Linked DNA regions of Homo sapiens: region 1 is linked to region 2. Evidence: chromatin loops called from intact Hi-C (ENCODE). Cell type or tissue: Calu3. All regions are shown on one strand. Each heading gives the region's core, and the rest is flanking DNA. Links, peaks and the distances in the headings are about the cores only. Region 1 has its middle 16 kb from the start of KIRREL3-AS3. Region 2 has its middle 73 kb from the start of LINC02712.

The links. Peaks named below come from ENCODE experiments on the same cell type or tissue, not always from the same donor. Only the 100,000 strongest peaks of a DNase experiment are listed, where the experiment ranks them.
Region 1: a loop joins it to region 2, with 7 times the contacts of the local background. A loop is called at or near these places in 12 of 110 quality-filtered maps.

Annotation. Positions count from the first base shown.
Region 1 is chr11:127,013,189-127,025,075 of GRCh38, reverse strand. No RefSeq gene overlaps it. Among named protein-coding and RNA genes, the nearest start is that of KIRREL3-AS3, 16 kb to the right of the region's middle. In Calu3, for the core only: a CTCF peak has its summit at 7,436 (motif pointing left); a DNase peak (open chromatin) is centred at 7,335.
Region 2 is chr11:127,338,618-127,350,504 of GRCh38, reverse strand. No RefSeq gene overlaps it. Among named protein-coding and RNA genes, the nearest start is that of LINC02712, 73 kb to the right of the region's middle. RefSeq lists an enhancer at 10,030-10,199. In Calu3, for the core only: no CTCF peak of the experiment used is centred there; a DNase peak (open chromatin) is centred at 4,474.

The DNA.
Region 1 (11,887 bases), core at 2,489-10,488, 330 kb after region 2:
GATTTGCTACCCCTCTTACACACACACACACACACACACACACACACACACACACACCCCGCCTTCTGAGACAATCTCCAAATTGTACCTCTCTTTTGAGACCCAGCTCAAGTTCAACCCTTTTAGTCTAACTAAAACCAGAGTTACCACTGGAGTAAATAGACATCTGTCCTTTCATATCCAAAGTTTATTTGCCCCTGGTCCTGAATTATCGAGCTCCAGGTACCTGATATGAACTTGACACTGTGGACAAATAGGGCAAAAGAAAAACAGTGACACCCCCATGCTATGAATAGCAAGCAAGTCCCTTTATCTCCAAATTAAGAGGATTTCAAAGTAATGCAAGTGGATGCAGTTCAAGGCATTGCTTTTCAAGTTTTTAATGTGCACAGGGTCTCTTTCAGCTTCTAATTCTTTGTGCTTACTAGACACTCAGTAACTGTAATAACACAGGTTGATTGCCAGATGTATCAGTATTTCACAGAACAAAGAGCCGGATATGAGTCCTGCCCAGAGAAATCATGGCTTAATGGAACATTTGGTTGAGCAGGACACTTTTGGCTCACTGATCTTTTTTCAGTTGGTAAACTCATTCCTTGAAGTGTTGTCCACAGAGAGCAGGAAAAGAAATATAGATGGTAAAATAAGTGGTCTCTTCTGTCCTTTTTGTATAATACAATTGCCACAGAAAATATCATAAAATTAGGAAGAAACTTGGATATCATCTAGTCCTCTGCCTTCATTTCAGGAATGAGAAAACTAAAGCTCTGACAGGTAAGTGATCCACACGGTCACATTCATGAGTCACAGATTCAGAATCAGAACCCAGGACTTTGAGTCCCAGTGTGGCTTTTAAATCCTGACTACACCTAGTAGAGTTATTAGCTTTGTAAACGCAGACAAGTTACTTACTCATTCTGAGTCAGTTTTCTTAGTTCTGCAATGAAGGTAATATTAATGATTACACACATTTTAAAGAATTGTCATAAGAATCCAGTAAAGCCAAATGAAACAAGTAGTGAGCAAGCATCAGCACATAACAGGTGCTCAATAGATGTTCATTTATTTCCTCAATGGTTAAGTCAGCTGATGTCCAAGAAGAATCTAGAAAACACATGTTTTAGGAAGGTGATGTAAACGTTGAACATATCACACAAAGTTTCTGCAAGTCTAGGAGAACCTTGAATTCGGAGGGGAAAAGGGAGGCAGCAGGGAAAGGGAAGGTGTTGAATGGTGAAGGTGTCTCAATAGCTTGCTTTTAAAAGGAAGAGGTGCATGTCAGCTGGGTGACTCATGAAACACTAATTATATTTTTTATTTTTGTTATCCCTGCAAAACAAACAAACCACTTTTAGCAAAGCTAAGCTTTATGTAGACCCAAGAAAAAAATTGCCTAAGTCTCACATTAATTGCTTTTAAGAAATAGTTTTAAGTTTTTGATTTCTTAAGCTGTTATGTGAGTGTTAGAGCCAAGTCATAAGGCAGGTGGTGACTTCTAATCTAGGGTGAAGACAGGCAGAGCCAAGGGAAGTTGTTCCTGACTCTTCCCCACTATTGTAAGTTAGGGTCTCAGGCCCCATACAGCATCTGTGTTTAGCACAGTGTGGGCATGGTGCCTGCTCCTGGCTAGGCTGCCACACTCCAATCTACGTTTGACTTACTGGGGCCCCTTCAGAAGGCATTTTCTCTGAGTGCCTCTTTTGGCCCTCTGGAGAATATGAATACCTGCCCTTGTTTGCTCTGGAGAATATAAATACCTGGACAGGGGCTGTGAGTGCTGACAGCGAATGGTCAGGAGAATACTGATCTTCCAAAATATTTTGAGATTTTAAATTATAAAAAATGTATATATACATGAAAGTATAGAGAATAATTTAGCATATACCCACATGACACTCAGATTTAACACGTTAATTCTTTGTTCCCATTTGCTTTAGAAAAAAGTCTGAAGTAAAAAGTCAGATAAGAACTTCCCTTTTATCATTTCTTTTTCTCCCTCGTCAAAGGTAATCATTACCTTGAAGGTGGATTTTCTTTATATCCATGTTTATATTTTTACTACTTAGGTATTTACAAACAATATATAATATCAATTGGTTCCTAAATAATTTTTAAGAACACATAACTGTTTTGTAACTTGCCCTTTTCACTCAACACGTTTTTGAGATGTATCTATATTGATGGAGTTAAGTCCGTTAACTTTAAATTCTAGAGAATGTTTCTTTATATGAATGGACTATACTTCACCCATTACCTTATTGACAGACATTTAGCTTGCTTCCAATTTTTTTGTGATTACTAAGAAGACTGCAATGAATATCTTTGATCATATCTGTTTGTGTACACAAACAGATTTTTCTCTAGAATATACATCTAGAAGTCAACTCCTGGAATGTAGGGTGTACCCATCTACAGCTTTACTAGATATGGACAAACTATTCTCCAAACAGGCTGAATTAATTTATGACACTTCCTCCTCAATGCTTGATATTACAAGATTTTAAATTTTTTTCCTAATTAGATAATTGTAAAAATGACCCCTCTTTCTTTTTGACTAAGAAGTTTGCACATTTAAAAACAATTATTAGCATTTGAACTTCCTCATCTGTAGATTTCTTGTTCATGTTTTTTGTCAATTACACACTTGCATTTAAATATGCATTTGTACACAAATAATTTTGATATTCTGGAAAAGACCCCTTATTAACTGTGTGATATTGATTTCCATGTTCCTGAACTTTTGATTATTCTATTGAGCGGATTCAAATGTGTGAGCAGCCATGGATTCACTCTCATGTTCAGCATTGCCCAGGTACAGTCTGTATCGGGCAACCACGGGAGATCTGTAAAACAATTTTGCAGAGTGGTTACAGCACAGGAGTAGGGCTCAGAAGCCCCGATTTCCAATCTCAGTTTGATCACTGATTATCAGAGAGCTCTTAGGAGGCTTTTTCCTCATCTGTAAAATCACAACATTAATACCAGCCTCAAGAGGTTTTGTGAGAAGTAAATCAGAGATATAAAATCACCTTGCAAAGTGCTATACAAATGCCAGCCATTATGAGTAGCAGCAACCCAAATGCAAGTTCATCGTATTAGTCTGCTCAGACTGCCATGACAAAATGCCACAAACTGGGTGACTTAAGCAACAGAAATGTATTTTCTCACAGTTCTGGAAGCTAGAAGTCCACTATCAGATGCCACCGTGGGGGGTTCTAGCGAGGGCTCTCTTCCTGCTTGCAGATGGTCCTCCGCCTTCTCACTGTGTGCTCACGTGACCTCCTCCTTAGTGCAAGCCGAGAGAGGGACAGCTCTGGTGTCTTCCTCTTCTAAGAGCACCAGTCCTATTGGGTCAAGGTTACACCATTATGATGTCGTGTAACTTTTATGACCTTCTCATTGGCCCTTTCTCCAAATCCAGCCACACTGGGGGTTAGGGCTTTAACATAGGACTGTTTAGGGAGACACAGTTCAGTTTTCATAGCAGTCATGGTAGATGGTTGCCTGTTCATTTGTTTCCAAATAGACTTAAGTTTCTTAATCTTAAATTCCTTCATTGGGGCTTGGAGACCTAGATACAAACACCATTAATTTTGTGAAGAAGTTATCTCTGGCTTACTCCCTTCAAAGGCATTATTATTATGAAACCAAGGGTTGACCATTTCTCCAACTGTCGTCCCGAAGGAACAAACCCTGATTTTCAGCCATTACCCTAGACAGTGCCAGCTTAAACCTGATTATGTAAAGAGACACATCAGCACTGTCTTGTAGCACTTTCTGTGCTGATATACACGGCCTATAAAATGGTTTATGAAATCTGCACTGTCTAATACAGTTGCCATTAGCTACATTCAGCTATTAAGCACTTGACACTTGACCACTGTGACTGAGGAATTGTATTTTTTATTTTATTTAATTTCAATTAATTTCAACTTAAATAGCCACATGTGGGTAGTAACTACAGCATCAGGCGGTGCAGGTCTAGATCATTTGTACTCCCCAGTCATGAAGTGACTCCTTCAGCCACTGATTTCTCCCTTTCATTGTGTGGTCTTAGATCCCAGAGTCTGTGCAAGGTGGTGGCTGGTGTCTTCCTATTTTCTAACAGGGACATGTGAGGACAAAAAAGAAAAAGAATGGAAGTTCGGAGCTGACATCGGTATTGTGAATCAGTGGATGGGTGTGAATGGACTGAGAATTAGGAAGTCAGAGAATGGCATTAAGGAGTGACATAAAGTAAGGAAGGAGAAAATTCTGTGGAGATCGTCTGCGTAGAAAGTGCAGCACTAGGGTATGCTCCAAAGGTCAAGCATTTGGAAAACATCAAGTTTTTACCTTTTCCATTTTTCTTTTACTTTCAGGAAATCTGTGAACTAATCCTTAATGATAGAGGGTTTCCAGATTCATGATGAAGAGGCCCCCGTGCAACCACTCTAAACTAAAACTCAGCATGCCTGAAATGAGAAGAGAAAAAAAGCAGTCATTTGTTACTTCAAAACGTTTCAGCTTTTAAAATGATTTTCCCTGGGTCCCAAATAGGAACAGTTCATAGAGGGGGATCACGAAGCCTGGACAATCCAATCACAGTCAGCCAGGGACACCTGCCATCCCAGGCTTCCATTCTGCCCCCAGATTCCATTAGGAACATGCCAAGGAAGGTTCACAAATGCAAATTCCCAGAGCATCTGAAACCAAGACCAATCTGTTCAAATGAGCAAGGTCCCCTAGGCTCGCTGATGAGAGAAAACAATATCAAAGCCATTTATGGAAGCCATGATTCTGAATTGTTGGTCAAACCAAAAGACAGGATGGCCCAAATATGCTCTGGAAAAGCAGGTTGTAAAGCACCAGCTTTTTGATCAGGTGAATCTCTTTTTTCCCCACGTGGAAGAATATTTAGTGGTATGGGTAAATATTCATGATAGAAAGCAAACTAATTTTTCTTTGACCTCAGCCATGTTGAAAATTTTGCATAGGAAAATATTAGGATACATCAATACTGCAGGTAGTTATCTTATTTTCAGTTATTTTCTTAGAGAATTTTTTGGATTTTAAACTTTTCTAAAGTGTACATTTACTTATATGACAATAAATATACATACAAGCATAAGATGACTATATTCTCTTTATATTTTTTGGAAAGTTCATTTTCCATTGAGACTTTGTCTTTTCTTTCTCATGATACTTCTATAAAAATTCCAGTTTCTTTAGAACCAATCAAAATATGCAGAATAATTGGACTCTTCTTTTTTTAAATTTTTATTTGTTTTTTTAATTGACAAAAATTGTATCTAAGGTGTAAAACAGGATGTTTTGAAATATGTTTCCATTGTGGAATGACTGAATTAAGCTAATTAACATATGCATTACTTATCTCACATATTATCATTTTTGTGGTGAGAACGCTTAACATCAATTCTCTTGGCAATTTTTAAGTATACAATGCAACGTTATTAACTATAGTCACAAGGTGTTCAGAATCTTGAGAGCTACTTCTCCAAATGCTCAGCCTACATTTTCACCCCCGTCTCCTCTCTCTGGCTCATGCCTGCCACTCACACACTGGCAAATTGTGTTTACTGTATTTGTGATTGAGCAAATGCCTTTGTGTGTCTGACAACATAGGCATTCAAATTATGAAAACTGTTTATTGTGCTCAGATCAATAGGCCAAACCCACATTTACCTTTTAGCTCAGAAAAAGCTTTCCATGTTCCCCATTAATGGCCTTTTAACATCTGTGCCAATAACCATCAAGCCAGGACTAAATGTCTCAGAGCTTGAGCAGGAAGGTGGGACGGGGGCCACAGGACCAGGTACACCTTCGTCTAACTCGTTAGAGTTTTAAAGATTCAGAAGTCCCAGAGGAAATCTCCCCTTCCAAAATATCCACTCCTCAATGCAGCCACTCGTCCACTCCCTCCTTCCTGCTGAAAACACTGCTGGGGGCCGCCCGTGCCCTTGTCTTGTGTCTGGCACATCACCAAGCCTTTCCAAGGCAGTGCCAGGATCCAGATTACCACCGTGACACAATCTGGGCCCACATCATAGAGGAACAAAGGCTGTAGGGATCCAGGTGACTTTTCCAAAGTCTTGTTCTAACCCTATTACTCACTCAGCGGGCCCAATTGCCATTGTTATTTCTTACCACTCATCCTGGCTTCTGGTCTGAGAAGAACAAGAACAAGCAAAGTTTGCAGAGTGATTTACAATTAACCATGCACTTTCTCAAGAATTCACTCTAGTGGCCACTCCCTACTCCATTACCCTGGGCCCTGGACAAACCACTCCCTCTCCCAGCCACTGTTTTTCATCCATTTTGTGGGGATCATAATAGTCAGAGACCCCATATGGGTATTGGAATATTTGGAAGAGATAACATATTGTGTCCTTAAAAGGGCCACTGTGGCCAGGTGCTGTGGCTCACACCTGTAATCCTAGCACTTGGGGAGGCCAAGGTGGGTGGATCACTTGAGGTTAGGAGTTCAAGACCAGCCTGGCCAACATAGTGAAACCGTGTCTCTACTAAAAATACAAAAATTAGCCAGGTGTGGTGGTGGGTGCCTATAATCCCAGCTACTTGGGAGGCTTAGGCAGGAGAATGCAGTCTGAGTGACAGAGCGAGACTCCGTCTCACAAAAAAAGAAAAAGAAAAAAAAAACCACTGCAGGCATGAGCGTGTGCTGAATTTAATTCCCCATCTTTATTAAAATTTACAGCAAGGAGTGAGGTAGAACTGTTTTCTCACCACCCCATCTCTCACCTCATCTCAATAACAACAAATCATAATAGACTTAACACTATCCATGGTGGCATTGGGGCATGTCTTGCGCTTATAGATTTGAAAAGAAAAGAAAGAAGGGAAAGTCTCAGTTGGACTATAAAACAGTGGGGCGGAGAAGAGCTCAGGGCTGTGTCATGTCTCAGTTCGGCCCAGCCTGGGCACCTTCCACATTTCTCTCTTCCCTCATTCCCTGACTAAATTGCTTTAGGAACTCACCTGCCCCTCTGAAAGTCCAGCCTGGTAGGGTCCAATGCCCCTTGCATGATCCACAATGACTCCTTAGTGTTTCCCTAAAATCCCAGGTGTCCTGTCGTAGCCACAAATTTGCAGACCCACGCATACCTCCAGGTGTTGCCATCTCCTTCTTGCAGGTGTCATCTCAATACGCAAAGACAGCTGCGGAAGACAGGAGGGACTAGGCTCTACTTTCAAAAATGCATGTCACAGTGGAGGTAAGCAGCTAAAGTATTTTTTTCTTTGAAAGATACAGCACTTGTCCCTCCCCACCTCCTATCTTCACACGCTTTGGGGTGACTGACCGATGACTCACTTGTTCATTCTTCCTGGCGATTCCTAAGACTGTGCAGGGCCTATCAGTAAAAATGTTGGAAATCTTGCAGTGCTGAGCAGGACTACGTCCACCTACTGGTGAGAAACAGGAAGAGACCCTCGCAGGAGCCCAGCGAGGGAAGGCTCAGGCCATGCAAGAAACTGTCAAGAAAACCGGGACATGGATCATCAGAATAAAAGAAAACCAGACAAAGAAAGTTATTCTGAAAGGAAAGACAGTGTGTTTGGGGGTAGAATTTGCTTCGAGTTATCATTGCACATGGAAGATTTAAAGGAATTTCTTTCCCAAAAGGCCTGAATTTGAAACATCAGATTCAAATGTATAAAAAACAAGGAAGGTGGAAAAACCCAGTACCACAAAATTGTGGATTTTAGCAAAAAACTGATCGTATTGTCTGCTTAGATTTTTAAAAATTGGACAAACATTGAATGCATCTTTGTTCTTCTGAAAAAGTCTGGCCACCAGGGATAATTTTCAAGCCCGTCTAAAGGACCCGAGCTTCAGTCTCTTGTGTATACTTACCCCAGTTGTTACATACCTACAGCGTGTAGGCAAGGCCCCTTCCCAATCTCCATGCTGCAAGTAGGAGAGAGAGCTATTTTTCCCTATGCATATGTTGATATGCAGGAAGGAGGACAGCACTACTCAGTGCAAGCTGTCCTATTGAAGCCTCGTTTCCTGTCAATCTTCCTTTTTTTTTTCCATGAAGCTTTAATTTTTGGCCACAGCGCTTTCTTCATTTTAGTTTCCTGCAAACCTCAGGAAATAGACTGAAATTAATATCGTCAGATGCTTCCGAAAGTGCTGGCTTGGCGGCATTGCAGAACGCTTTCGGATGCCATTTTGGGATCAAAATATACCAGTTATGCACCATTGTTTGTAAGAGAGATCTGGGAAAGAATTGTGTCTGAGATTGGACCAAATTGAAATGTAGGTTAAAAAAAAAATAGGAATAGAGACCTGAAGTCTCATAATAGGCAAAGTTGGCAGGTAAGCAAACTGAAAGAGCAAGCTAAGAAGAAAACACCTTCAGGGGTCACAGTGGCCTCGCAACGCCTCATCAGTGTGGGAAACTGAGGCAGGGCACCTTTGCTCCTGTTTTCCATATAAACTCTGATGCTTTGAATAAGACATTCATGCCCTAGCACCTCCAGATCTGACTCCAGAGAGAAACATAACGTGTCAAGTGACATAAAAAGAGATAAAGATATTCTTTATTAGAGCATGCACTCTGGAACTATTAATGTGTTGGGGGACAGAGCTCCCAAATCCTAGGTTTTCTCATGTCTCACAGGCCTCAAGGAACACCCAGTCTGGGGTGAGGCTGGCTTAATTCCTAGTGCCAGCTCTGCCCCTGGCTCACCTTCACACTTTGAGCAGATCCCTGCTTCTTCAGATGGCAGTTTCTCCGTCAGGCTAATGGGGAGAGATGACACACACCTCCCTTCTTCACAGTGCAAGGGCATTGCAATGATAAACTTGCAACAATTATATAAACATGCTTGGAGTTCTTCAGGGGAGAAGTGTTAACATGAAGTTATTTTTATTGTCATTGGCTTCTATGTCTATGGCTTCCTAAGAGTGATAAATAAAGCCATGCACAATTTCTACATCTCCAAAAATCTATTCAATACCTTTGTAATATTGAAGAAGACCCAGTCATTTTATATTCTTTGTATTTTATTCACTTTTTGGGTCAGTCAGCCACAACTTCTCCACACAGCACAGCCCCCACCCAATCAATCTGGGAGACCCAGTGATTTCACAACCAACACCTTTGTCTGCATTTCTATGCCCCTGATTCGCGATCTTACCACCTTCTACCTATCCAAGCATAATAACTACATCACTGGCTTTCCTGCTCTGAGCTCTCATCTCTGCAGGCAGCCTCCACATTTCCACTTGCCATCTTCCTAATATGTTGCCCCAGTCAGGAAACCATGGAGCTGGATGATCCTTCAGAGAATTTCTAAGAAAATCCGTATTTTCTAATTGAGGATGCAATTCCCAGAGAAGCTAAGTGAATCACCTTGAGTTACCTGGCTATCCTGGGATAGAGCTGAGCTCAAAGCAGCCAGATCACCTAACACCAGGTCTTTACTTATTATGTCTAGGGATAGAGCTGGACTACAGGTTAAGGCCCCTGACCCCATGTCTGTGCTATTACTTCTTAGGCTTCAGTGGTTCCACATATCCTATACCATAAACTCAAGCACTCAAGCACTGAGCTAGTATATGCAGCTTCATATAGCAGAAATATGACCACAGAGGCTGGAAAAATCGGGCCTTATTTTTCTCACCTAAGAAGTCCAAAGGTAGGCCTTTTGGGATGGATACTGCTGTTATAGGAAGTCATCAGGAACCAGGTTCTTTCTCATTCCTTTCCTGCCCTCCCAATTGTGAACCTTTGCTTCAAGGTCACAGGATGTCTGTTCTGCCTCCAGGCCTTGGTTTTGCATTCTGGATAGGAAGATGGAAAGAGGAAAAAAGAACAAAAGCCATGGGCTATCTGAGTCCCTTTTTATCAGTCATACTACAGCTTTCCCAGAAACCTTACCTAGTAGATGCCTGCATACAGCTTGTAGGTAAGAACTGGGTCACATCATGCTCCTATACCTACCTGCAAGGGTAGCTGGGGAAGTTCAACATTTTAAATGAACATGAGGCCACTCTGAAAGAACATGGATGGTGTTCTGTTAGTAAGGATGAAGCTGGGAATGAATATTGAATGGGCAACCGCAATCTCAGTCCCAAATACCTTAGTGTTGATAGTCAGTATTTTATGGTCCAACCCCAGTAGACTTTTCCAGTCCATTTCTCACCCCCAGTCACTCAGTCTGTACCCCAGCCATTCCAGGGCCATCCACATCTCCCACACATGAGCTGTACCTCTTCATCTTTCTGTTTCTGCCCACCTCCTTGACCCCACTTCTTTAAGACCCAACTGAAATATCACTCTGCTTTCCTTAATATTCACCATAAAGAGTAACCTTCCACTTTTTTATTCTCCCATAATATACTGTATTTATCTGCATTACAACACTAATCACATCTCAGTTTAAATTATAATTTGCTTTGCATGTATCTGTCTCATTCAGCAGAATATAAGCTTCAGAAAAGCAAAGAGCATATCTTGTTTATATCCAGGACAAAGTCTAAAATTTTGTGTGTCCCATAGTAAATTTCCAAGTGTTTATAATTTAAATGATTTTTTTCACTTTGCTTGCATGGTGAATAATGAATCAAAACTCACAGCTCATAACATGGTGTGAATGAAAAGACAGACCTCCCATCTCCCTGGAATAGTCTATCAATGCCCTCCTAGAGGCAGGGGGATGAACCCCACGTGGGTTTCTCTCCCAGCCCATGGAGTCTATGATGGTGTCAACACCCAAAAGAGCAAGACTCTCCAGGTTCAGTGACTGGTACTTTACTCTCCACCCTTCAAGCCCTAAGGACATGAGGGTGACATGGACAACACTTTCTTTGCCCTTTTGATTTAATCCTGAGCCTAATGAAATTCTGCCAAGGTTTCCTTTCCTGAACTGTTTTCATCTGTAGTCTGAATCTCTATTAGGCTGAAATGATGGCTATTCTCTGTATCCACACCCACCATCACACCATCACTACCACCACTGAAATTCATTATCTGACCTTCTCCACTTTGCTCTGTGCCCTGAGGTGCTGATCCTGTGGAATTCGCTCAGCCATCAGTCACAAAGTGAGATGGGAATACAGGAGGAGGGGGAGGCAGGAGTATTTCTCCCGCTGCTCCCTTCCTGCTTCAGTGCAGAGTTATGCCATTGGCTGCATCCTGTCCCTCTAGGACTATAGCTCCTGACAGGTGGCCCTTCCCCAATGGCCACAGTCTCAACAGGCTCCAATAACACTCGTTCCTCCCTCACTACTCCAGGGCTTACTATTGTTCCTCGTCCCTGAGTGCCTCAACACCCACTCTAACCCCGCCCACACCTCTATAAAGAGTCACCTTATGAAATGTTATTCAGAATCTCATCTGAGCACACCTTATTTTATGCCAGGAATCAGACTGACATGGCCACCGAGGCTTTTGCTCCAGACTTGCGTTAAACCCTTCCACATGATGAGAATCATTCCAAATTTTTAAACTGGCTCCATAAGCACATACCCTATGCTGGTTTCCAGAGAAGCCCTGAGTAGTGATTTTCTTGTGTTCTCCCAGGACTGAGTGAATCATCACCAAAGACTTGATTGTTCCTACAACTGCATCAAAAAGTCTTGTACATTTAGGAATCTCCTTCTCCGATACAAAAATAACAGCTCTCCTGCATAATTTTATTGCTTATGTTTTGGAAGATGGGGAGGGGGATAGTAGATAAGGACCCAGTGGATGACAATGTATCTGATTCATTGGGTTTGAAACCAAATAAATTTAAGAATGCTTCCTCAAAGACCATCTCACTCCAGAGTAGAATAATTTGAGTATAGAAAGTTTACCTAGTAAACATCAGATGATCATACCATAAACTCAGAATAAACCCTTTTCTGCCTTGT
Region 2 (11,887 bases), core at 1,275-9,274:
GCATTTATGCAGTCCAAAAAGATTAAGGACTTCCGATTTTGAGGTAGCAAGGGTTCGTAGATCATTAGTCCCATTTTTGTGATGCTAGAACTTCCCAGCTACAGAAGACAATATGTTTTCCCCACTTCCCACTCTCTTCCCTTGCTTCTCCCATCCCCTTGTCTTTAGGAGCTTTGGGAGCTTACTTTGAGAATGAACAGGCATCTTCTTTCTGAGTCTCATGACCTGTACAGGCCACCAGCTTTATGTGTATAAAGCAGAGTACAAGCCTGGCTTATTGCAAGCTTGGCTTATGCATGCTGAACTGCAATCAGTCATCCCAAAGCCATCACTTTCGAATGACTTATTGCAGTTCAGTGTGCATCTATGTGACCAGGGACTTGACCTCAGTGGAGACACAAAACAGGGTCAACATCTTGCATTTACTTTTTCACCTTTGCTCTAATACCAGCTATCTGGCTATCCACTGGGGACTACAATTTAATTCTAGCACTAACCACCTGTAGTTAATGCAGACTCCACAGGCTAAAGAGCACAATTCTCAATAAGACTATCACCAATTCAGATGCCAGCCATATTTTTGAGATCGCCAGCATTTCTGAACTATTGGTTACAAATTCCAGGGTTTCCAAGATCCTTTCAGGTTTGATAATTTGCTAGAATAACTCATAAAACTTACAAAAGTGCTGGACTTATTATTACGTTTTTATTATTATAAAAGATGCAAATCAGGAACAACTTAATAAATAGATATATAGGGTGAAGTCTGGGAGGGTCTCAAATGCAGAGCTCTGAACCTTCTTGTGAAATCAGGGTCTGCCACCCTCTTGTCACATCAACATATTCACACCACCAGGAAGCTCCACTTGAGCTTCAGTGTCCAGAGTTTTTATTGGGTTTTATTACATAGGAATGACTGCTTAAGCCACTGGACATGTAATTGAACTTTAAGTCCAGTCACTCCCCTCTCCCTGGAGATTGGGCCGACTCAAAGGCCAACCTTCTAATCACACGGTTGTCCTTTCTGTTGACCAGCCCGCTTCCTGAAGCTATCATTGGGCCCGCTATGAATCACCTCATTATCCTACACTCTGGTGTGATCCGAGATGTTCATAAAAAACAAAGACATGTTTAACACTTAGGAAATCCCAAAGATTTTAAAAACTCCATGCCAAGAACCCAAGACAAAGACAACACAAGTTCTTTATGATACAACAATGTTAACAATCTCACTCTTTCAATATTGCTTTTCCACTTCTTCTTTGGCCTTCTTTCTTTAGTTTCCTCTTATTTCTTCCTTTTCTTCCAATTTTAACTGATTTTCTGACTTCATCCTGTTACCCACATTTTGAACTGAAAATGGTGCTCACCCTTTGTTTCATGAAGGAGAAACCTGTTAAGAAGACACACACATTCATCAGCAGTTACACAAAATACCAACAATGAAGGTCATTCGTATAGTAGGTTATGTAAGTGAATCCCCCACTAACTTAAAGCAGGAGCAATGAACAATAAAACATGTGAATGGTACACGTGATACAAGAGAAAAAAAATACTACATATTAAAATTGTTCTTTATGGTTGAAAATAATGTTTCTTAAATTTTAGGGCACAGGGAGATAGATCACCTGAAGACAAAATTCAGAGTCTTGTTCAGCAGCTCAGATGTGGGGCCCAAGAGCCTGCACAGGGCCTACATGGTGTGTGGAGTCCAGTGCAAAGTGAATATTCAGGGACCCTTGTTCAAAAATTAAGAATTTCAAGATGGCAAAAACAACATATTAAACCAATCCCAGAGCCCTTCTGAGCATAAGGCCCTATGTAACTGCACGAGTCACATGTTGATAATTCCTGGAAGTGCATTTTCAGCAAGCACCCAAATGAAGTTGATGCTACCGATCCATAGATTCTAATTTGAGTTACAAGGGTCTAAAAATGTTCTAAATTGCTCCCCCCACACACATTTTGGATTTATACTTTTTGTTCGCTGACTTTTGATTTTCTTTAAAATAAGCTATTTACTTAGGAGATTAGCCAAGAAATTTGGATGCTAGAACTATCTCAGAGACCAATATTTGTTTTTGATTTTGTTGTGGGATATTCAGTAAAATTTGTTTAATTAATAAATAATATGGTATATGAATATATGACTTTGTTTTTAATTCTCTCCTTTCTTCACTCTTCCTTCCCATTACTTCCTTTCTATCCCAAATTCTGTACTAACAATCATCTCCATGAAATTAACATTCTTCTCCTACCTTCAGTTCTACTTACATTCAATTTTTCAAGAACATTCATGCTACTGTCAGACATTTTTGCCTATACACTTATAGTGACTGGGATTCTTCAGCAGGTCCATTCTGGTGCCAGAAATACATCAGTAATATGTCTTATTTCTGTAAAGCAGAGGGTTTCACTGTTATGTATCTTTAATATTTTCAACCATTTTGTTGTGGAAATAGCCCTAAAATATATCATACATATTCATTGCCTTTCAAGCAGAGGACGAAGAGCATAATCTAGATTCTGGGGTGCAGTTAATGTTTTATGCGATGCTATAATACCCTACGATACTTGGAAGTATTGTGATTGATGAGGCTACTAACTCCTATACAAAATGTCCCAGGCCACTGGAACGCTGACTTCTTGATTTTATTTTTGTGTGTTTAAAAAAATTTCCCCAAATTGTTACCTGTAATGCCCTAGTGTTGTAAGCTTGTTTGCCTAAACCAGAATTTCACTGCCAAACTTTGTATCTCTAATGTGGTTTTGGCCAAACTTATTGAGATAATTCTATGAAAATTAAGTCATTTATGTATATTGACAATGGGTTTAAGAAATTCACCTATGAATGAAGAACTAAAATGTAAGTTTTGGTAAATGGGATCTGTGACATAATTTTGGATTGTCAGGAAACCTTAATTTTTCTTTTACTTCTGTATTCTTGATACAACTATTATCAGTGATCCAGATAATTGTAGACTTTTCATGAATTTGACTATAATAAAGTTGGAACTTGGGTTCCAACTGATCATTAAGTCTCTATGTATGTTTTTGAGTGAACTAGTATGTAATTTCCAAGTTCTTAAGATTTTGGATGGCAGGGGGTAGGGGGAGGATATGAAATAGCTTTAGTCTCTGTCCTTAAATGTTTCTAAGTTCATGTGTAATAATAAATCACTTTGATACTCAAATGTCCAGAGATTGGTCATACAGCATATAGATAATTTGGTACCATTTCATCTTCACTGTATCTTTTCTGTTGCCCAATAACCAGTCTCTTTTCATTGCTTAGAGTGAAGAGGCTGCTGTATTAACACTAATTTCTGAGCTTCTAGCTGGCTTTTATGACAACTCTCAAATAGGTTGAACTTGGTTGACAACTGCGGGACAAATGATGAAGGGGAGAAAGCTAGGCAGCAATGCTGATGCTTTTGCTACCACGTCTTCAGATCTTGCAGTGAATGCTCTAATTGACAAGATTCTGAGGGGTGGGGACACAACCTGGAGGCATAGTTAAAAATCTTGAAGAACAGTCACTCCTGAAAGGCAGAGGTGCCTCTTTTTTTTCTTATTTATGCAGGAATTTAAGTTTAGTAAAGAGAATATATAACACACATACATACACCCCACCCACACATGTATACATACATACAAAAATATACACACATCACATTAAGGAGAAATTGGAAAAAAATGAAAAAGGAATTCCTAAGGTGAGTAACTTGGGGAGAAAGATGAGATGCCCACAGGAGTAAAATAAAAACACAGCAGATTCCTGTTTCTTACAAACGTATGTTCCCATCAGGATTACTGAAGCAGCTAGTGTTCATTTTGGCATTTTCAACTAGAATACTCAAAATTTCAGGGAACAGTAAAACTCTCCAGATTTGTTTAGAAGGAAAAATCATTACACATGAAACAACAAAGCACTTTTAGGGGCTAAGTCTGGAGAAGGGGCTAAGGCATGGTACTGAGCAGGGGGAAGTTTGGTGTGGAAGTCATTTTCTCTACCAATGACTCCAAAACCCAGAAATGTCAATGCAAAAAGATCTCCCAGTTCAAACATGTTGTCTATTGTCTGTGTAAAGACTAAAAACTCCTGAAATTACCCAAGAAGACAAGGAAACTTCATACAACTACGTTCACATCAGATGCATCCCAGTAGCACCATTTTCTCTCTATAATTCTTAGAGTTTCTTATCAGAAACCCTTGCTGCTTTCCAAATCCCTCTGTTTTCTTTCTTCTTGACCTCGGACGCCTCTGGGCATGTGCCCCCAGGAAGAGAAAAATGGCTTGAGCAGAGGCATAAAATGATGCACAAATCTGCCATAAGTTCATCCTAAGTCAACTGAAAGCAGCAGAAGAAATGGCTTGCAAAACAACAACAACAGCAGCAACAAAAAACTAAAAACCAGCAAGATTTTGGTTTTTTCGTCCATGTAGCTTTGGAGCCACCAGATGGCGGTGTTGCAGACCAGCTCTTAGAGCCTCTGGGTGCAGTGGAAATGAGAGAATAGGAAGAATTATTAATATTAAAGCGATGCCTGAAATGTGCTGGTGTTTGCGTCGCTACCAAAACGCCGAATGCATTGCGACTAAGGACAGCAACTTAAAGGCGGGGATGACTTTTCTTCCACAGTTTATTCTGAAACAGCAGGAAGCTACCAGGCAGTTTCATGGGATTAGATTGATTTAACCTCATCAGCCAGATCACTGTGAAAGGAAAGATGTTCCCAGAGACCCAAGTTTACATGATGACTCCAGAGCAAGAGACGAAACCCGATGAAACCAGTAAAAGCCGTCAGAACAAGCTCTCCAGGGCTCCCATCACCACTTTCCTCCATTTCTTTCTTTCCATTGACTGGGTCCCCAAGCCACCTCTCGCTGCAGCCCGTCACCGACGCTGGCAACACACGCACACACTCACATTTTAAAAAGCAAATGTCACAGAATTTCCAACAACCACACTTGCCAGCCAAAGAAAGCGTTCATTGATTTCCTGTTTTGTGAATTGATACAGATAATTTCTGTGGCTTAAGGGGTTCATTAACTCACTCATTTGAAATAATCTGAACATAAGCCGAGTTAAAGTTTTCTCTTGTCCTGTGTCCAGACTCATTTAACTCAATTTTTGAGAGCACAGTGCTAAGGAAACCAAAGCTCAGTGTTCAATATCCACTTGGTTTTACTCTGTTCCACTGATATGCCTCATACTCACAACCCTGGCTATCTATCTAGGACTAAGGTCAGAAAAGGAACTTAAGGGTCAGAAATGAAAAACAGAGTATGGATGGAGAAATACAAATATACTCTAACTACTGGAGAAAAATGGTCCCAAATCAATCTTAGGTTTTGGTTTGAGGTAAAATGGGTAAGCACAATTCACATTGTCTCTCCTGTTGAATGTAGCTGTAAAACCTGTGCAGAAAGGATGGAGCATCTCTTTGAGGACTCTAGTGGTAAAAAATAGCTGGAGGGTTGGAAAAGAAGATACAAATTTAAAGTACCAAGAAACTGGCAGACAATTTCACATTTTTCCTCCTTTCTCTCTCAGTGTAGACACACAGTAGCATAAAACCAGGAGGTGGTCATTAACCTTGGACAGATAACACTTTAGGAGACGCCTGGAAAAAAATAAAACTATCCCTACTCACAGACGACGTAATTCTGTATGTAGAAAAGTCCCAAGAAAACGACAAAGGAGCTCTTGGGATGAATAAATGAGTTTCACAAAGTCAACATACAAAACCAAATTATATTTCTATATAATGGCAATGAAATTTCAGAACTCAAAAAGAAAAGTCTTCAATAGCTTTAAAAGAACACAAAATACTTAGTTATAAAAGTAACATAACTTACACTGTATTTCCAGGTTGAACATTATAAAATTCTGATAAAAGAAATAAAAGAACGTACTAAATGGAGAGACATACAGTGCTCATGGATTAGAAGACTTAATAAGATAAAGAGGTTAACTCTCAAATTAACAGGTAACACAATTTCAACAGTAAAAAGCAAACAACCCAATTTTAAAATAGGCAAAAAACAAACATGAAAAAAAAAAAAACAACCTTGAACAGACCCTTTACTTAAAAGAGGACATGTATGGTTAAAACATAAATGAAGAGGCCAGGCACAGTGGCTCACACCTGTAACCCCAGCACTCTGGGCGGCCGAGGCAGGCGGATCACGAGGTCAGGAGTTCGAGACCAGCCTGACCAACATGGTGAAACCCCCGTCTCTACTAAAAAAAAAAATACAAAAATTAGCTGGGCATGGTGGTGTGTGCCTGTAATCCCAGCTACTGGGGAGGCTGAGGCAGGAGAATCACTTGAACCTGGGAGACAGAGGTTGCAGTGAGCCGAGATCGCGCTATTGCACTACCACCTGGGCAAAAGAGTGAGATTCTTTCTCAAAAATAAATAAATAAATAAATGAAGAAACACAGGAAAAGATTATCAATATCACTAGCCATTAGGAAAATGCAAATTAAAACCATGTGAGACACCTCTCTAGGCCTTTTAGAATGGCTAAAATAAAACATCCTGATAACGTTAGGTGCTAGTGAGGACACAGAGCATATGTAGCTAGTGAGAACACATATAGCTTGTCAGGCTTTATAAAGCTAAACAAATATTTACCATATGACCCAGAAATTCTATTCCTGGGTATTTTGTCTTAGAGATATAATAACTTGTATTCATACAAAAACCAGTACATCGAATGTTCATAGCAGCTCTAGTCATAGTTGCCAAATCTGGAAGCAATTCAAGTGTCTTTTAATGAGTGAATAGATAAGCAAACGGTGACACATCCATACAATGAGATACCATTCAGCAATGGAAAGAAACAAACCATTGACACATGCAACTTTGATGAATCTCACAGGCATTATATGACCTGAAAGGAGCTAGTCTCAAAAGTTTATACAGGGCATAATTCCATGTATATGATAGTCTCAGGAAGACAAACCTGTAGAGATATAGGATATATCAGTGTTTGCCAAGAATTAGGGGTATGGGGAGGCTACAGAGTAATAGCACAAGGGAGTGTTTTGGCGGAGATGTAACTGTTATGCATTCTGTGGTTATATCAATCTATAAATATGGTAACATTCATAGATTCGATTTGATTGCATGCTAATTTAAAAATTAAAAAATTTAAATACAATTCCTGCTGACAAGAGATCAAATGACATCAACTTGATGTGTCTGAAGGGAAGCACATTTTATTCTGTGGGGGAAAAGTTCAAAGAAAATGAATTGTGCACACTCTTGTGGGACAGACACCTTACATTATCTCATGGAATTATTGTAAGTCTCCTGTTGGTTGGGTTTTATTATTCTCAGGTTAAAGATGAGAAATGGGCATTTAGAACAGCTAAGTAAAATGCTCAAGATGAAAGAGCTAATGAATGGAGGAATAAAAATTTGAAAAGTCATTTGTCTGCTTTCAAAGACTACATGCCCACCTGCTATGCCGCAGCTTCCCAAACACTCAAAGGAGGTATGTTAACACTACTTAAGAAAATTAACTTTCTGATCACTTTTAAAACTGTATTTAAGACATAAAACACATGCATTTATTAAACCATCCCCAGCATGATTTCTACTTGGAGATAGCTCTCTTTTTTTTTTTTTGTTTTTCCCAGAAGGAGTCTTACCCTGTCTCCCAGGCTGGAGTGCAATGGTGCAGTCTCAGCTCACTGCAACCTCTGCCTCCTGGTTCAAGTGATTCTCCTGCCTCAGGCTCCCGAGTAGCTGGGACTACAGGCACGTGCCACCACGCCCAGCTAATTTTTTGTATTTTTAGTAGAAACGGGGTTTCACCATGTTAGCCAGGATGAGAGATAGCTCTTATTAGGAATCAATTAGTTCTTCTGTATAGTTTCAGAGAGTTCTTCCCAAAATCCTAGAATTCAGATCTCTAATTCTAATTTACTCCACCTTTGCTTATTACACATGGATAAGGCTTTTACTTTATGACATACCTTTCAGAGATGAAAGGATCCATTTCAGAGGTTGTTCTTCCTCAAAGCAGAAGTCTTACTCGGGCCCTAATTAAACATGGCACTGCTATTTAAACCTTGTGATTTAAGAACAAGATGTAACAGTGGTTCAGCACTTTGAAGTAAAACACTGCTCCATGTGCAGTTAGTAGAGTGGTGGTGATCTGTGTTTGTGTGTGGAACCCATGACACAGCTCAGTTAGGACTGTCCTAGTTCTCTCCTTCACAGGGAAGGATTACCAAATAGCAAATTCCTACTATTGCCTTGTCACCCATCATGTATGCCCCTTTCCCCCCAAAAAAGAACTGACCCCAAAGTAAGTAATTTTAACATCTTCTACAATGGACATGCTCATTTCTGCCACTCATTACATGCACCAGGCCCTGGGTGTGGCATCCCATGCCCAGAAATGAAAGCATCTTAAGAGAGAAGGCATCCAGCTTCTTGCAAATAAATCCCATAGATGCCATTACAGTTGTCAAAGGCTGAGCCAAGTTCTATCTCACCTGCCAGCTGGAAAGAGTATTGACAAGTGCTGAGCATCTTGGTGCTGTTCTGACGTAGGAATCTAGGTGAGGGGATTTGGTAAAACATGCAAATTGTTTCTGACTATAATCCAAGTAGTTAAAAGTACCAAGGTTGCAATTGGTGATTAACTTCCAAGTATAACTAAGTGTATACATAATTTCCTTTTCTTTACAGCTTTTCTTGTATTTAAATATGTGTGAACAAAGGAGACTCTACCACAGGTGACTTGTGTGAACCCCAGATGTTGATCTTAGGCTAAGCAGTTCATTCTCTGCCCTTCCCAGGGAGACACAAGGAAGGGATGAGAAGAGATCTTTGCATAACGTATCTGTTTCTTCTGTACCTGAGCTGGCACGAGGGCTTGCAACTCTTGCCTGAACTATGTTAATAGTATTATAAGCTGGTTCTTCCTAACTCCAACTTTTCTCACAACCAAAATGCCAGAGATATATGTCTAAAACTCAAATACATTTTTTATGTGACTGTACTACTTAAAATTTGGCAATGGATTAGATAGAGGCCAGACTATTTAGTAGGACATTCAGGTCTATTCAAAATCAAACCTCCACGTACCTTTCCAGTACCATCCTCTGCTATTCTCCTCTGTATACCTCATGATTTAACAAAGCTATTTGTTAAATTCTCTGGACACACTTCCATTGTGTCCCATCTTTGCTTACGTTAGTCCTTCTACTAACAAGGACGCTTCTTCATTCTGCCAGCTGGTGAAACGCTACTTGATCGGCAAGGCTTAACTCAAATATTACTACCTCGAAGGAGACTTTCCTACCACCTACCCCTTGAAAAACTCAGTAACACAGATATGTAATGTATTATCACAACCTGCAGCTATTATAGGTGCTCACTTAGTTTTATTCTTCATCAGACGTTCTCTTATTCTCTCATGGTGTTTGTTCATATTCACCCATAGCTCTCATCTCATGGCACTTCTACAGAAGTGTCTGCTCCTCTTGCTACAATAAGATCTTTCTGAGGGCAGAAGCCAAGCATTATACATTTTTGTGTGAGCCTAGTTTCCGTTTATTGTGGAGCCTAGCATATGGTAAGTGCTCAATAAATATTGAAGGTAGAAAAAGAAGGATAGGGTAGAAGGATGGGGGGAAAAATGAGAAGACAGATTGCTGGCCAGGAGTGAGTTGTTTTCCATTTATCCAGAGTGACTGTACCTGCAATTAGCAGAAGACTAGAGGTTCTACCCAAAAGCACAAAAGACGTTGGTGGTGTCTCTAAATGACTCCTCATCTTTTTACTTTATCAGTGCCATGGAAGCAGGTAAAAATAATCCTCATGGTAATGAGCTGCTCTGAGTCACTGGCAGATCACCTCCTAGCCTCTGGCAGGAAACTAAGTGAAAATAAACCCAGGTCCCACCATAGCCACTTCCTTCCATCATTTCCTGGTCTGGTCTTGAAGCTACTTGGGTGGATAAGAGGACAAGATACCTTGCCTGAAAAGCTTTCACCATTTTCTCTTGCTTTTACCATGCACATAACACTAATAACTGTCAGTACTAACAATACTAATATTATTATAGTATCCATTGTGCACCCAGTACATACACAGACACTGTGCTAGTTGTTTTTGCAATAATATTAGAAATCACAGAAACTCAGACACAGTATCTGTTTATGCGAATGGGGGGCCAGTTGCTTTTTTACTAGTGATCACATATACACAATTAACACTGAATTTAAGGTTCAAGAGGGGCAGTGTCATATGGGGAAGAGCAGTATGGCCAGAGAAAGAAGAAGAGTAGGCTCTGTTTTGTGATTGTTTTAATGAGAGCTAATAATGCCCCAGATCAGGCCCACAGTTTCCTAATCTATATAATAAGGGGTTTCATCTAGAGCAATGCCTCTCAAACTTTAATGCACTTATGAGTCATTTGAGGATCTTATTAAAAAGGCAGGGTCAGATTCGGAATGTCTGGGGTGGGGATTCTACATTCCTAGCGAGCTCCGCTGTTACAGCAATGTTGCTGCTCCTCCAATTACATTTTTAGTGTCAAGCATCTAGAAAAATCCATAAGGTAACATTTAGCTCTAAAATTCTATACTAAAGAAGAGACTGGAGGCCATTTGAAGGTCTCTGGACTATAGTTTTATAGTTTCTCCCCGCAGCAAGAGTTAGAAACGTGTCTCTCCTTTAAGATCCCATGAGTCAACGGGTAGACATTGGAGAGATCCATCCCCATCCAACCATCAAGAAAAGCCATTGAAAACTATAAATGCAAATGTGATAGAAATTGCACCTATTCCATGATTTCTAATGACACATTCCCTGCAATGAAAATTTGCAACCCATTTCAAAAGTCTTACTTAATTCTAAAATCCTCCTTTTCCTCCCTGCCTCCCACCCACACTGCCACACAACCCAATTTCTTTGAAACATCCCTGTGAGGCAAACCTGAGCTCAGAGCAAGAGTGAGAGTGGGGACTGTCAAGATGTGAATAGCTCAGACTCTTTTTTTCCCCCTCAATTATTGGCCTGTTTTAACACTTTAGAGACTACAGCTCATTAAGACAGAAAGAAGAAATCCTGAGCTCTACGCCTCTTCCAATTCCCAAAGCAGTGGCTTTCTGAAAAGCTAAGATTCCAGTTGCATGATAATACCTTTACAAGGAGGTAGGCACCTGAGTGAAAAAATAAAAACAACAACAACAAAACTGGATTAAAGGATATTCCTGAATCCTAAAACTAGTCATGCTAAATTATTAAACATCTTCAGAATTAATTAGAAACCAGTTAATCTCTAATCTAGGAAAATAATATAGCATATCTTGCTTTAATATGTTTGAGATTTGACTGACATTTCATTTGTTCAGGAGGATTTTTTTTGCTCTTTCCTGTCAAGAGACGTTGGCAAAGCTGCGTATAATCAACTTTTTCATTCCATCTGGCAAGGACTATTAGATGTTAAGACAGGAGATGTACAGCGCCTCTGTCATGGACTTGGATATACAGTGTAAGGATATACAGCAGTAACAGGAAGTTTTAATGAGACACCTCAGCCTCCAAATGTGACCTGTTTGAATAGTATTCAAACTATGCCTAACTTCTCCAGTGCTCTCTCCTGGCATTTGCAAAGCAAAGGAATTAAGCAACCGCAAATTGTCTTCCTGAGTCTGCAAATGTCATTCCCAGGTGTGGTGCCTCCATTTTCCTGTCTGGAAAATGGTGATGGAAATGACCTACCTTATTTAATCAGTGTTTATAATACTTGATTAGCCCCTGAGGCCAAAGCAACTAGCTTTAGCTAAGAATGGAAAGTCCTCTGCATGGAGCTTTTACCTTCCCTACTTCTGGGACAGAGAGATTCAGCTGC